Regions from separate parts of the Homo sapiens genome. Here region 1 is linked to region 2. A link is an interaction called in ENCODE POLR2A ChIA-PET data of the cell type or tissue named here. Cell type or tissue: GM12878. All regions are shown on one strand. Links, peaks and the distances in the headings refer to the core of each region. The heading gives the core; the rest is flanking DNA. Region 1 has its middle 13 kb from the start of MAP3K8. Region 2 has its middle 64 kb from the start of MAP3K8.

The links. Peaks named below come from ENCODE experiments on the same cell type or tissue, not always from the same donor. Only the 100,000 strongest peaks of a DNase experiment are listed, where the experiment ranks them.
Region 1: POLR2A ChIA-PET joins it to region 2 with 16 read pairs; 15 of 35 experiments call an interaction of 5 or more read pairs at or near these places.

The regions. Positions count from the first base shown.
Region 1 is chr10:30,419,613-30,422,529 of GRCh38, forward strand. No RefSeq gene overlaps it. Among named protein-coding and RNA genes, the nearest start is that of MAP3K8, 13 kb to the right of the region's middle. In GM12878, for the core only: no CTCF peak of the experiment used is centred there; no DNase peak of the experiment used is centred there; H3K27ac peaks cover 1,737 bases.
Region 2 is chr10:30,496,512-30,499,428 of GRCh38, forward strand. No RefSeq gene overlaps it. Among named protein-coding and RNA genes, the nearest start is that of MAP3K8, 64 kb to the left of the region's middle. In GM12878, for the core only: no CTCF peak of the experiment used is centred there; a DNase peak (open chromatin) is centred at 1,370; H3K27ac peaks cover 2,060 bases.

The DNA.
Region 1 (2,917 bases), core at 227-2,726, 77 kb before region 2:
CATTCACTTCCTTCACCTTGTTCATTTCCTCTTGAAACGTGTCATAAATTGTGCACTTATGTGTATTTATTTATTTGTTCAGTGTCTCTCTCTCCCTGACAAAACTCTAGACTCCATGAAGGCCATTGAGTTTTGTGCACTGCTGCTCCCCAGCACCTAAAACTGTGACTGGCATATACTACACACTCAAATATTTGTTGCATGAACGGATAAAGGAGCAGAATTGTCTTTTAAACGATATAGTGGTTATTCTTTTCTTCTCACTTGCAAAGCTGATTTTAGAAGCAGGTGCCAGAGATAAAGGTTACAAAATCTTAATATCTGTGCTTTACAAAATCAGAACGATGTTCACTAAAATGTTGACAGCAATTATTGTTGATCTGAGTGTTGGGATTGGTGGGTAAATTTCATTATCCCTATTTTCTAGCAAGTCTTTAGTAAACAGGAATTGTTTTGAAATCAGATTTAAGCTTTTAAAAAGTATAAACTCTTGGTATGCTCTCTAATTTGCTGTTCTTCTGAGAGCAGTTAGAGCTATAATCTGTGCATCAGGATGGGGAGCATCTGAAGTTTCCCCAAATGTAACTAACTAGAGCCAAGAAGGTACATCTCAATATTCCAGTATCTCCTTCTGCCAGGAGGTCTCTGCACCCAGACTATGCTCTGTGAATCTTGGATCTGAGGGATAAAACTGGGGGACCCAACTGGGCAGCAGTTGACTTAGCTAGAACCACTCATGGTGGTGGGTTTCAGGCAAACAAGGATGTGGGAGGCAACTTGGTGTCAACTGAGGGCTGCATGCATAAGTGAGGGGGACTGGCCAGTGGCTTCATGGTTGACAGCAGCCCATGAGTAATGTGGGCTGTACCTCCAATACCTATAGCAATCCCTGGGGCCCACTGATGTGCGTAAGTGTCTCTTGAATGAGTGGGTGACTTAGCACCTGCGAAGTCCAAGAATATAGTAACCTAATGGCTATATAATTTTGAAGGCAATATATTTGAGTTAGAATTTTGGCCATGTGTATTATCTGAGTGATCTTGGACAAGTTACTAATCTCCAAATTTCAGATCCCTCAAATACAAAACAAGCCTTGTAACAGCAACTTTCAGGGTCACTGCATCAGGGATATTAACTGAGTAAATGAAAGTATGTTTTTCAAAAACATTTTAGTACAGTATAAATACATGCAATACATGATTTCACTTTTCTCCTATGGTTAGAGCTGTAGGTTAAGAGGTTTTGATATTATGAAAAGTAAAATGAAAACAAGATAGCTTTTCTTTTTTCCATTATATAATAAAGAAACCAAAGCTCTACGAGTTTAAGTGACTTGCCCAAGGTCACATGGACAGAAAATGGGGAAGCAGAGATTTGAATTTAAAAAGTGTTCTTTTCACTTGGTTAGTATTTCCAAGGAACAGTCCCTTCTTGCTTTCTGAAGTTCAGATTTCAGGGGCCCAAGCCTACCTCTACTGAATGAGAATTTCCTAGGTGATACTTATAAGGCAAATGAGAATCACTGGTCCTAAAACCAAGCCATCATCAGCATGGAGTTAAGATTCTGAGTGAATGTGCCCCCCTGTGACAGGCTGGCCATGCCCATAAGGGACTATCCTAAGGCGACAGCCTGCCCCTCAAGACAGGTGACGGATAATCTCCTCTTCCCTCGATTATGTTGTTGGAATAAGGATGGAGCTACAGTAACAACTAATGAATTGAGGCCACAGTCACCATTTATTGCCTGTGATTTTGCTACACAGATAGAAGTAAGATAGGCAGATATGCTATTAAACATTAGAAAAGGGCCAGGGGGCTGGGCACGGTGGTTCACGCCTGTAATCCCAGCACTTCTGGAGGCCAAGGCGGATGGATCACCTGAGGTCAGGAATTGGAGACCAGCCTGGCCAACATGGTGAAACTCCATCTCTACTAAAAATACAAAAATTAACCGGGCATGGTGGCTCATGCCTGTAATCCCAACACTTTGGGAGGCCAAGGTGGGTGGATCATGAGGTCAGGAGTTTGAGACCAGCCTGGCCAACATGGTGAAACCTCATCTCTACTAAAACAAAAAATACAAAAATTAGTCGGGCATGGCGGCGGGTGTCTGTAATCCCAGCTACTTGGGAGGCTGAGGCAGGAGAACTGCTTGAACCCAGGAGGCGGAGGTTGCAGTGAGCCGAGATCGTGCCACTGTACTCCAGCCTGGGTGATAGAGCAAGACTCCGTCTCAAAAAAATAAATAAATAAAAAATAAAAATAAATAAATAAATATACAAAAATTAGCTGGATGTGGTGGCAGACACCTGTAATCCCAGCTACTTGGGAGGCTAAGGCAGGAGAATTGCTTGAACCCAGAAGGCAGAGGTTGCCGTGAACCGAGATCGAACTTTTTTTTTCTGTCTCAAAAAAAGGGCCACACTTTGGGAGGCAGGAGGATCGCTTGAGGCCAGGAGTTTGAGACAAGACTGGGCAATGGAGTGAGATCCTCTTCTCTAAAAAAACTGTAAAAAAAAAAAAAATAGCGGGGCATGGTGGTACGTGCCAGTAGTCCTAGCTGCTTGGGAGGCTGAAGACAGTGGATTGCTTAAGCCCAGCAGTTTCAGGCTGCAGTGAGCTATGATCACCACAGCACTCCAGTCTGGGTGACAGAGTGAGGCCTCGTCTCAAATAAATAAATAAATATTAGAAAACATAAAGTAGGTCAAAAGTACCAGAAAATACAAACTCTGCCCATTGGCAGTGGTGTGCTAGTAAATACTTAAGAATCAGCTTTCTGAAAGCCCTGCCCTGATGTGTAGTATTTGCTGATTTCTGTGATGTAAATTCTCCCACCACGACGTATTTCAAGTTACCAATGCGAGGCCACAGAATGCAATGTTGGAAAGAGAAGTACATCATTATGCAGTGTTTC
Region 2 (2,917 bases), core at 218-2,717:
AGAATGCAAGACTCCCAAGCCCCTCAAAGCACACTGTGTAGGTGACTGTATGCTCCACCTGTCTGTAAGTTTGGTCCAGGGCAAAGGGGATGTTGCTGTCAGCTTTTTGCATCTCAGACTTCTGCCAGCCTTCATATAGATCAGTTAGAAGCAGCTTCCAGATGCCTAGAGGGTGACTGGCTCCCACAGTGGTCCGGGACTTGGCTGGCTCTGTGCTCTGCAAACAGAACTGCACTCTGTGCTATCCAGAGTTCTGTGGATTCCCCTTTTCTCCATCATCCTCACTGGTCTACATTCTCTAATTCTCCCAGAGTATAAAATATTGAACGTGGGTTGCTAAAGATGGAATGTTTATGCCCTCCTCACCCACCCAATGAGCGGTTCACATGTTGAAACTGAATCCCCAATGTAGTGGTATTTGAAGATGGGGCCTTTGGGAGGTGATTAAGTTGTGAGTGTGGAACCCTAACAGAGAAGACTGGATGTCTATAAACAAGGAAATGGGCCCTCACCAGACACTGAATCTACTGGCACCTTGATCTTAGACCTCCCAGCCTCCAAAACTGTGAGAAATAAATGCTTGTTGTTTATAAGCTGCCAGATCTGTAGTATCTTGTTATTGCAACCCAAACAGACAAAGACATTGGCAAACCTTGGGAAGAGTTTTGCTCGATTAGCTAAAGTACATAAAAGGTCCCTGAAATAATGCAGCCCTGGACTCTGCGTAGAGGAAGATGCTCCAAGTTCTGCTATACTAAGAATGCAAGCACATCACACTCTTGCTTGGAGAGACTGATTTGTTTGCATATTTGAAAGTTGTAAGTTTATAAGATGAGCTTCTGGATTTGTTCCACAGTTTGTTCAAAGTTTCACTGCTTGAAAAGCTAAGATTCCATTTCAAATAGAGAAAAGGGGGTGTGGCCGGGCACAGAGGTTCACACCTGTAATCCCAGCACTTTGGCAGGCTGAGGTGGTGGGATCATTTGAGATCAGGAGTTCGAGACCAGCTTGACCTACATAGTGAAACCCCATCTCTACTAAAAGACAAAAATTAGCCGGGCATGGTGGCAGGTGCCTGTAATCCCAGCTACTCAGGAGGTTGAGGCAGGAGAATCGCTTGAACCCAGGAGGTGAAGGTTGCAGTGAGCCGAGATTGCGCCACTGCACTCCAGCCTGGGCAACAGAGCAAGACTCCCTCTCAAAAAAGAAAAAGGAAAAAACAGGGCGTGAGACCTCAGCTCTCTGGCCACCTGATATAAATCATTTGGTCAATCCAAGACCACAACTGGGTTCTAGCCAGTGGGCACAATAAGACACCATTGGAGTGAGTATGCAGGGGGAATCACTCTAGCGTGCAGTTCTGTTTGCAGGGCCAGAGAGAGAAATTTCCCCAACCTGCACTGGCCACTGTTGAGCTGTTTGAATGTACTCCAAGCGCCTTACCCTAACCACTTCCTTCCCTGCCTTCCCTTGCTTTCCCTGCCAATCTCAAAACACTACAGTATTAACACTTAAGACTTTGGAGAAATGAGAGGTCTTAATCTGAAAAAAACGATGCTAATTCTAAACTGCTGCACTTTTAATGAGCTATTTAGAACTAATAGCAATTTGAACTAATTATAATAGTTTAGCGCTGTTTGTCGAGTCTTGTGGCTGTAAAACCCTGAACACTGAACTGAGAATATGCTATGAGGTAAAAGAGTCACTGAATTTCAAAGCAGAAAGAGACTTCTCAGAGGATTTAGTAGAAGGCTGTTAATTCACAGCTGTAGAGACAGTCTTTCAAGAAGGTAAGCTGATGGCCTAAAAGACCCAGGGCCACTAAGAGTCAAAAACAGAGCAAGAGCATGGGTGCTTCTGATAGCTGGCTCAGCCCTATTACTTATTTTCTTTCTTTTTGTAGAGATGGGGTCTCACTCTGTTCCCCAGGCTAGTCTCAAACTCCTGGCCTCAAGCAGTTCACATGCCTTGGCCTCCCAAAGTATTGAGATGACAGGTGTGAGCCACTGTGCCTGGCCCCAGCCCTATTTCTACTACAATATGGCTCAAAAGAAACTGAAGAAAAGCTTATTACATTATAGTGCAGAATGGGAGGATGAGGATGGATGAATTCAAGTTATAGGTATTTTTGAAAATGAGATATAAGAAGTTTAAGATAGATTGATAAGCAATAGGGACACCATAAAGCTTTCAGCCTAGAGGATTTGTCCTAAAAATTTAACAAAATGCTCCCATGGAGGCCCATTTGGCCAGAGAATGTGAGACAAACACTGTCATCCAAGCAACTTTGGTGCGATGCTATCATTGCGTGCCCAGAGAGCAATAGGCCAAGCTACCCCCTTGTCTAGGACACTCTGATGCACAAGTACAGAATTCTTGAAAAACAGAACTCTGGATGGATTTGAAGGAAATGAGGCAATTGGAAGTCAGTTTGATATAGAACAAAGAGTCACAAACTTTGGAATTGGACAAAGTCAGATCCAAGGCTTACTACAGTGTGATTTTAACCCCTTGAATCTTAGATTCCTCACCTGTAAAATGGAATTAAGAGTATTCAGCCATGAAAATGTAAATTAGTACAACCACTATGGAACACAGTATGTAGATTCCTTAAAGAACTAAAAGTAGAACCACCATTCGATCCAGCAATCCCACAACTGGGTATCTACCCAAAGGAAAAGAAGGGATTATATGAAAAAGACACATACACATGCATGTTTTGAACAGCACCGTTCACAATTGCAAAGACGTGGAACCAACCTAAGTGCCCATCAACCAACAAGTGGATAAAGAAAATGTGATATATGTACACCATGGAATACTACTCAGCCACAAAAAGGAACAAGGTAATGTCTTTTGCAGCAACTTGGATGGAGCTGGGGGTCATTGTTTTTTGTTTGTTTGTTTGTTTGTTTTT